Linked DNA regions of Homo sapiens: region 1 is linked to region 2. Evidence: chromatin contacts called from ENCODE Hi-C data. All regions are on one chromosome and are shown on one strand. The core of a region is the stretch at or near the end of the contact, and the rest is flanking DNA. Distances in the headings are between cores, read along the strand shown.

Region 1 (4,708 bases), core at 687-3,186, 1.3 Mb after region 2:
CCCGTAAAATCTGATAAATGACTCCGAAAAAATAACGCTGGGATTCAGAGGGCTCTCATTAACCCCTTAGGCGCTCCTGTACACGTACCCCCTATTTCCCTCCTCACCTCCAGATCTAGGGCCCCGGGTTGGAGGGATGGGGAGGCTTAGGTTTCCTCCTCCCTAACTTCTGTGCAGGTTGGACGCTGACCCCCAGGGGCTCTTGTGGGATTCGGAGAAAAGGTCATGGGGACCTGAGGGGGGGCAGAGAGGTCAGGAAACGAAGTGGGGGTGGGTGGTGACAGACCGTGGATTCAGCAGACTGGCTCTAAAAGGCGGGAGCCGTTGCCCAAGTTATTTTATTTCCTAAATTCGCGGCCCAAAGCCTAGAGCACCGCTGCAGTTGACACTTTAAGTGTGGTGGCGAGGGAAAGGCTCTGGGGATTTCTTTGCGGGGGGTGGGGGGGTGATACATCCATTGGTTGAAAGGACCCCCACCTCATTGCACGAACAACCCCAAAAAGAGATGGGCCTAATCCGGGACGTGGAAAGACCACAGGGCAGAGGAACTTCGAACCCCCTCCCCGCCCCCGCTCCGCTGTCACTCGTCCCGGGGCAGGGTGAGTGCGTGTGTGCGCGAGCGCGCGGATTGCACGCGTCTGTTAATTTCAAGCCAAGCTTTCGCACCTGTAAACCCACAGGTCGCAGCGCTCACCTTTCGCTTCACCTCTCTAGTGCGGGGATTGTCAGTTTCAGGACATCCCTGCTTCCCCTAACAGAACAAACGCGCGTACACACAAATACACCTCCCGCAGTTACTGCAGAGGCGCTCCGCTCCCCCACCCCAAGAAGAAAACCGGTGTGTATCACATTGCAAAAGCGATTGTCTGGCACTTGATGAGGTGAACTCCAGGTTAATCTCCCCATTACCTACCTGGGTCTGGTCCCTGACGCGCCTCACCCCCGTTATCACCAGCAGAGTGGGGTTGTGCGGCATCTAACAAGCACACACGCACTCTCTCTCTATGGATCCCACACTCACCTCTCCCAAGTTTCCCTCTCCTGCCAAACTGTCCCCACCCAATAAGTAAATAGACCCTTTTCCCCGAAAGCCTAGAGCCCTGGATTCTCATTTTTCCTTGGGTTACCTTCTTCCTCTTCCACCACAAAACAGACACACTCGCGCGGACCGCGGACCAGGGACACTGTACCTGGCGCTGCCGACGGCGCCGCAGGAACACAGTTTTAAATCGGCAATTCAAGCTGCCACCAGCCCCCTCCTCTCCCGACTCAATTTTCGGCTCCCAGCGACACAGCCAACCCCAGAAAGCCGAGGGCGACTGGGGGCTTGCAGCACCGAGGGGAGGCGAAAGCGGCTCAGGACCGGACCCTCCCCCGGGACCGCGCCTCGCTAGGCGCCCCCGGGGCGCTCCACGCCCCCTGCCAGGCCAGCCGCGACCCAGGCAAGTCCATCTTGGGAGCCCCCTCAGGTCCGGGAACCCCTCTTACCAGCCCCCTGAACCTGCGCCGCGGGCGCCAGTGGTCCCGGAACCGCGCTGCCGGCGGGCTGGGGAAGCCCGGGCTGCTGCGGCAGAGAGGAGGGAAGGGGCGGGGCGGGGACCAGTGCCTTCAGGCTCCCGGCGCCCCCTGGCCGGCCCGCCGCTCCGTCTGCCCCGCGCTCGCAGCTAGCGGACCCCGGAGTGCAGCGGAGCGAGCGCGCCCTTACCTGCAGCAGCCAGTGGCCGGTCTCTCCGATGAGCGGGAAGCCCATGGATCCCTTGGGGATGGGCAGCTTGCAGCTCTTGTCGCGAGTGGCGGCCCAGCGCAGCTGCCACAGCTGCTGCGACACGGCCAGCAGCAGCGTCACGGACACCAGGCACGCGGCGAGGGTGGCCAGCGCCGACACCAGATCCAAGCCCTCAAAGAGCATGTTGGCGGCCGCTCGGGGGATTGGCTGTGCCGGCCGCGGCGGGGGAGGGGAGGGCCCGACGGGAGGGGACCGGAGCGGCGGGGGAGGGGAGGCTGCGGCCGGGGGTCCTGGCACCTCCAGCCGAAACAGAGAAGGAGGAAGGGGCCAAGGGAAAGGGAGTGGAGGCTGCGAGGGGAGCGGAGAGAGGGAGGAAAAAAATTGCCTAAAAGAAGAGAGGAAACACGAGGCGACTGGGGTGCAACTTTGTTTGTTTGTTTGTTTGTTTGTTCCTTTATAGCGGGCTTAGGGGCTGCTCAAGGGGTGGTGAGATGAAGCCGTGAGTCAAGCTGGTGGGTTTGCTCTCCCCGCTACCATCACACTCGGAAAACTTTGGAAAACTTTGTCCAGAGGGAGCCTCTCTCTCGTAAGCCCCTTCCCCTGCTCGGAAAAAAAGAAGGGGGCAGAGAGCTAGCAGAGAGAAAGTGCGGTCGATTTGTCAAAAGTATTGCAGTATGGCCCCAAAATTCCTAGGTGAAAAAAAGAAAAAAAGAAAAAATTCCTGAATCCAAAAATTCCAACGAACCCAGAAACTTTGGGGGCGAGGGAGAAAGCTCCCTGGCTGAGGCGAGTGGAGAGGCCGGAGCCTAAAAGTCCCTGGGCTGCCCGGGGCGGCGCGCTCGAGCCCCAGAGCCGCCGCAGCACCCCCGAGGCAGGAGCGGCGGGCGAGGCGGCGAGGCGGGCGCTGCGGCCCGAGCGCGGGTGCGGAGCCGGCGGGCCGCGGCCGGGACGGGACGCAGCCGGCGACAGAGCCCCGGGCGGGCGATGGGGCGGCGGCGGCGGCGGCGGCGGCGGCGGCGGCGGCAGCGGGCGGGAGGGGTGAGGCGGGGTGGGGTTGGGGGAGGAGGTGGAAAACCCGAGCTGGGCTATTGTATCAATTAAGAAAAGGCAGTCCGTCCCGGGACGCGGTCTCTCGGCTCTGGAGTTGCTGCTGGGGGAAGAAATGGGGAAAAAAGAAAGGAAGGCAAAAGGAATGAAAGAGGGGGAAAAGCAGGAGGCAGGATTTCAGGGCTGGTGGTTTTAAAAGCTTCTCTCAATGTGAATTTGAGTCCAAAGCGAGGCGATGCGTGTGTTTATATAGAGGCGGGAGGCTGCGCCGTGGGCGCCCCGCCAGCACCCCCCCGCCCCAACCCGCGCGCTCACAAAGCCGGAGGCGTGGTGAGAGGCCGGGCCCGCGGCCGGAGCTGGAGAGCGCAGCCCGGCCTCCCGCCCCGCCCCGGCCGCCCGCCGCCCGCCGCCCGCAGCCCGCCCGGGACCCACTTGTAGCCGCCGCAGGATCAAACTCAGTTCACCTCTCGCCTCCTCTTCTTTCTCGCCGGCGTCTCGCTGAGCCCAGCGCCTACAGACGGACGAGATGAGACACACGCGCGCGCACCTACGCGCACACACACACAACACACACGCGCACACACACAACACACACACCTCCGCACACACGGTGCGCACTCGCTTAGTGCCTGCTTGGCTTCTAGGCTCCTTCCCTTCCTCTTTTCCTCCTTCCCAGGTCAGCGGTCCCCTCCTCCAGCTCCGAGCAGTCCCTCCTGGGCCGAAGCCCCGGCAGCGGAGGTCCTGGCCGGACTGCCCCCTCGACTGGCAGGCGCCCAAAGCCCTCGAAACTGTGCCTTAGGGTCCCGAGCTTCCAACCCCCGGGATCCCGCTGGCTCTTATCTCCAGGGACCCCTGAGTTACCAGTCCCAATCCCCCTAAGCCAGATCCCCCATTCCCGATCCCTATATCCTCACACCTCCGATGCTAAGGTCCGCCCCCGCCATATGTCTCTTACCCTACGGAACCTGGAGGTTCTCCTGTCCCCGTCAGCGTCCCAGGCTGCTGACTCTGCAGCCCCTCCTTTCCTGCACATTGGGACCCCCCTCCCCTGCTTTTGTAGTCCCCCTCCACCGCCCGCAGCGTCGGGGAACCCCGATACTGGTCCGGCAAGTGTCCTGCGCGGGGACAAACGCGGCGGCCCCGGTACCCAGAGGCGGGAGAAGACGGGCACAAACGTTCATTGATACAAATGAGTAAATAAACATGCTGGGTGAGCACGGCCACCTTCTCAGCGCTGGCAGCAGAGGGCCCGGCGCGCGTGCCTGTGTACGGTGTGCGTGTGGCCCGGGGCCGCACCTGTGTGTTCGCGCGCGTGGCCTTGCGTCGGCCCGACGTCTGAGGAGCGACGTGGTATGTCTGTGGGTTTGTGTATTCTTTGTAGAGCCATGAGTGTGTCTGCGCATCCGTGCATCTGTCATCTGGCCTCTCCTCCTGCGAGCCTGTGTTAACATGGAGCTGCGTACAGCAACCCCGACATTGGTCTAGCTAATGTCTGCCCCTCTCTCTCCCGTGCATCCTGCTTCCCTCAGCCCCCCTTGGCTCTGGCGTTCACTCTCACACTCCCGGAGCCAGAGTCGATATCCCATCTTTAGTTTAGAGTAGTGTGTGTGTCAACGATACTAGACTCCGCTTTTAACACCTTGCCTGCACCCAGTACGAGTTCTGCTTTAGAGTTCACGAGACGAGAATGTGTGTGAGCGTCTAAGGTGCGCACAGATGTGTTGTCCCTCCCTGTGTGAGCGCTTCCGAGGCTGGTGTGGCAGGAGATCTAAACGCTGGTCTAGCTCCTAGCGCTGGGTCACCTCGGCTTCACTCTCTGCCCTGGAACCCCACCTGGTGGGCAGTTATAGTACTACAGATTCGGGGAAACAATTCCCTCTGCTCCCTTTCCGCACTCGCCCTTCATAGTGGGAGATCAGCTCCAAAGGGCCGGGT
Region 2 (4,761 bases), core at 1,691-4,190:
GCCCTCAGGAAATGCACGCGAAAGTATTTAATAGTAAAACGGCATGGTGTCTGCAACTTATCCTCAAATGCTTCCATAAAAATAATTTTAAAAGAGAATGATAATGCAATTGCAGCTTAAAGACAATACTAGAGTTTTGTAATATTCTTGCAACTTTCCCATAAATTTGAAATTGTTTTTAACAATTTTAAATAATATTTAAAATGAAATATAAAACTCAATACCATGTACATACAATAAAAACGCACACCAAAAAAAAGAGCTTATTTTGTGAGAATATATGACAACAAAGACTAACAGCAAATACAACCCAGTGGTTTGGAGGAGGGGGTTGTGAAATTCAGGGAGGAGAATGTGAGTGCGTGAGTGCTCAGTCTAAAAAGATTAAACACACAATTTTTTTTTTAAACGGAGCTTCACTCTTTTCGCCCAAGCTGGAGCGCAATGGTGCGATCTCGGCTCACTGCAACGTCCGCCTCCCGGGTTCAAGCGATTCTCCAGCCTCAGCCTCCGGAGTAGCTGGGATTACAGGCGCTAGCCACCACGCCCAGCTAATTTTTGTATTTTTAGTAGAAACGGGGTTTCACCATGTTGGCCAGGCTGGTGATCTCCTGACCTCAGGTGATCGGCCCACCTCGGCCCACCTCGGCCTCCCAAAGTGCTGGGATTACAGGCATGAGCCACCGTGCCCGGCCTAAATACACTATTTTTAAAACAGACTAGGGAGGGGAGCTGCCGAAACAATCCCCAAACTTCTCACTTCACACTTCTGAGGAATGAGATGGGGTAGAAGTAGGGACAAGCATGAAGGGAGGTGTCATGTTTTATCTTTATCTTTTGGCACTGTTTGAACTTTTATTATATAAAATACAACCACATAAACAAATATGTAATTTTTTAATACAGACAAAAAAATGATGGAACATCTATATAATGTTACCAAGACAGCTGCTAGGAATGAGATAGAGCTACTTCCATTAACATGTAAGAAAACTATGACCTATTTTTTTAAGGCAATTTGCAGAGTGGCAGGGAATATAAATCATTGTTGCAAAAAACATCTAAATAGTTCACATATGCAACGTAGTAACTATAAGCCATGCTACTTCTGCACAGAGGATTAAGGAAGGACTTGTAGACACTTGTCTGATTATTTTATGAGTTTGTGTTCACTTATAATCTTTAAATTAATCTTATGTGAATATATTCTTATTAAAAAATCAAATAATATATGTATTGCTTTTATGATTTAAAATACATATTACTGTGGTTTAGAGAAGAAATTGTTTCTTAAAGGACAATTCCTATTTCTTTCTTCAGCCTCAAGAGTCAGAAAGCAAGACAATTAGTATTTTTAAATAAGGAAATGTAAACTAGTTTTCAGTAAAACATAATTTACAACAATAATGATTATGTAATCATGCCTCTATTAATACAGCAACCGTTTAAAATAATGCAAATGCACAATAACCAGGCTGTCTGTTTCCAATTTCCTTGGACTGGATGGCGAGAATCCCACTTTCCTGGACTTTTCCACCCACATTTATGATCCCTCGCAGCGTATAACCACTACGTACCTCTCCAAACCCAACAAACTTTGCAGCCTGCGCAGACAAAGGTTTCTATGTTTCTCTCTCCATTTCTACTTGGCAAACCCCTGCCTGGGGCTGTACTCGGGAGTCACCTTCACTTCCTTGCTAAGTCAGGTGAAGCCTTACCTGACTTTCTCCAGGCTGGGGAAAGAACCCCCACACCCCTCACCCACTCCCCGGCTCCCATTGCCTCTTCTTTCCTCTCCCTACCGTGCTGCCCACTTTGCGCGGTAATTTTTGCTCCAAGGGCCTGCCTCCCAGAGGCTTGGGGTGCAGGGAAAGTGCTCTAAGGGTGGGACTGATTTAGTCTGGACATTCCTGACCGGTAGCACCACGCCCATAATGACCCGAAAATAAATGCCTGCGTAAATTGCTTTGGGAAGCGGTTGGGCAATTTATTAAGAGTAGTGAAAATGTCCCCTTCCTGCTGAAACAGTAAGAATCTTGAAGAAATAATCCTCCCCAAAGGAGAAAACTATATACACGAAGATTTTAGGTTGTGTATTATTTTCATACAGAAAAACTGGACACGGAAGAATATCAAGTAATTGAACGGTTAAGTAAATTACACAGTAACATAATAGAGCATTACTCGGCCATTGAAAAGTATACTTATGAGGATCATAGCACATAGCAAATACTGAAGTGTGGCCTCAAGTAGAAAAGACTGAATACAAAACTACATGTTCACCAGGACTAACATTATGCAAAATAAAGATGCACATTTAAAAAAAAAAAAAAAAAAGACTGAGTCTTTTAGGGGTAGCACGGGGATATTTTTCCTGCTTTCAATTCTATTATTGCTGTTCTAGCCATGCGAACAGTGCACAGAGGTTGGAAGTGGCGTCAAGAGGAGTCTTACCATTGTGTATATGACTGTAAAACTGAGAAAAAGAAGGTAATATCAGCCTGGGGAATGCATTTCTAATGGCGGGACTTCCTGCACCTTGACCTGCCAGTCGGGGTTGTGGCCCGGCAGTGGCATTCCCAGGGGGTCTCAGAACAAAACGACGGCCACAGAGTCCACCTGGACAAAAGGGCAGGGAAGGGGCCCCTCGCCCTTGACCCTTGGGCTCTGCTCCGGCCACCCTGAGCCGAAGGCTGTTTGGGTGAATGCGTGGGGTTTCTCCGGCGATCGATCCCTTTGGACTGGCTTCCCCACTAGCAACCTGCGCGTCCCCACCAGAACCAGCCGGCTGGCCGAGCGAAAGCCCGGTTTCGGGAGACCTTGCGGGGAGAGCAGCTGGCCCTCGCCCACCGGGCCGCGCTTTGTCTAGGGCGCGAGTCCGCCCGTTTCCGGCCCCGCCCCTCGCCCTGGTCCCAGTCCGCCCCTCCCCCTACCCGGCTTCCGCGTCTCCGCTCCCGCGCTGCCGGCTTCCGCGGCTTCCCCCACTTCTCAGCCTGCTTCTCTCTCCCCTCTCCTTCCTTTCCTGTCCTTTCACACTCGCGCCCCAGCCCCCGTCACCATCTACCCCAAGGACTTGCAAACTTCGCCCCTGAGGAGCGGACTCTTCGGTTCTCCGTGGAAAATCAACCAGACCCAAAACAGAGGTCCCGGGTTTGGGGATACCACGCCGCGCGCCTGAGCATCCGGGCTCCATTTCTCCAGGCGACATCTGCGGGAAGGGAGACCTAAAGGCCAAGGCTGGGGACGAGAGGCAGGTGCCTGGAGTAGTGGACGGTGGAAATGGCGACGGCGGCCTGCACCCAGCGATCCCGAAAGTGCCCATGTATCCGTCCATCTGGGTTTTTTTTTTTCTTAGATCATCCACCAAGGCCGGGGTTTCCGAGTGAGGCGCCCACTTCGCATCCCACAGTACCGCCAGGTGTGTTTCCCATGAGCTCTTTAAGAGAGAACCCAAGAGCTCTTTAAGAGAGAACCCAAATAATGTGTGAATACCTTCTCCAATAACTTCAAGTCAGAGGCTCAGACACACACACACACACACACACACACACCCCTAAAACATATTTATTTCGTGGAAGAGCGTGTATCCCTCGGCTGTCCTTCCAGCTCTCCCTTGGTGCGTGTGCAGGACGCACAGAAGGGTGGAGTGTGGGTTGCGATTATTTTTACACAGAAGGTGTCACACTCTGGGATCTGTTCCGCAGGGAGGCCACAGGTGCCAGGAGACGCGGGAGAGACTGGCTCCTGCCAAGAACATTTCTTTGCATTGTTCAGTGCGGTTTTTTATTTTTATTTTTGACTGTTTGTTTGCCTAAGAGATGACTTCCCTTGCCAGAAAAAAAAAAGTGTTGTAAAAATAAAAGGAAACGGGATTACGATGTAAAAGACGAATAGATAAACCCGGTTCCGCAGATCTGCGGCGCGCGCGCCTGGCGACCTCGGATACATTCATTGAAGTTGCCGCGCACTCGTACCCGGGTTCACCTCGCCCCTCGCTCATTCCTCCCGACCAAGGCCCATGGTCAGAGGTGTCCTCGCCCCGCGGCCGTCAGAGGGCGCGGCCTACACTCGAATGCCGGCCGAGCCCTCCACGCGCTCGGAACTTGGGCTTCCCGGTGCAGCCTCCCCGCGATCGCAATGCCCGCTGCCTTTCCCGAGCCCAGTCCGGAACCCGCCTCTCTCGGGGACCTTGACCTCGCGCGGACCTCGTCGCCTTGCTTAGCTCTCCCTGACCTGCTTTTGAACCCGCTAATCCCGTCCCGAACTCTCGCCCCGCGGCAATCCCTCGCCCCGGCCCTGGCGCGCTAATTCCCGCTGACCCCGCCGCCCCGCCGCCTCTCTCCGCTCGCGCGGCTGTGACCAGGATAAGGGCTTCCCGCCTCTGAGTGCAGGTGTGATCTGGAGCTCAGGCAACTACTGCCCCCGCATTGTCCCCAGCCCGCGCTCGCACCCCCAGGACCCAAGCAAAGCGTCTCTTGCCTCAAACATTCTGCCCTTCTCTTGCTTCCTCTTGTTTCCCTAGCATAATTCATGTCTTTCTTTAAGAAACCCATCGGACCCACAAAGATCAAAATCTTCGGTAACACACCAAACTGGCGACGCTGTGGGGAAGCAAGCACTCTCCCAAGTGGCTGGCGCGCAGTGAGGGCGCAGGAAAGGTAAGCAGGAGACCCGCCGCTAGGAGCCAGAGCCAGGCCGGCGAGGCGGGCAGGCAGGAAGAACCGCGGACAGGGCGACTTGATCTCATTTTTAAAACCGGAG

What was found. A loop is a pair of places that touch in the nucleus more often than their neighbours do. Pooled maps may share reads with other maps.
Region 1: a pooled map shows a loop between it and region 2 (17-fold over the local background). The contact joins the promoter of CYP26B1 here to the promoter of LINC01143 in region 2. A Hi-C loop is called at or near these places in 1 of 168 maps with a recorded cell type or tissue (naive thymus-derived CD4-positive, alpha-beta T cell), 4 of 37 single-sample maps with no recorded cell type and 6 of 50 pooled maps.

Annotation. Positions count from the first base shown.
Region 1 is chr2:72,145,926-72,150,633 of GRCh38, forward strand. CYP26B1 (cytochrome P450 family 26 subfamily B member 1) reads right to left here and starts at 1,937. Exons shown (of 6, transcript NM_019885.4): 1 at 1,706-1,937. The coding sequence starts at 1,909. RefSeq lists enhancers at 613-1,135, 1,325-1,826.
Region 2 is chr2:70,884,931-70,889,691 of GRCh38, forward strand. It overlaps LINC01143 (long intergenic non-protein coding RNA 1143), which reads left to right and starts at 2,941. Exons shown (of 4, transcript NR_126384.1): 1 at 2,941-3,250; 2 at 3,356-3,418; 3 at 4,546-4,658. RefSeq lists an enhancer at 2,798-3,448.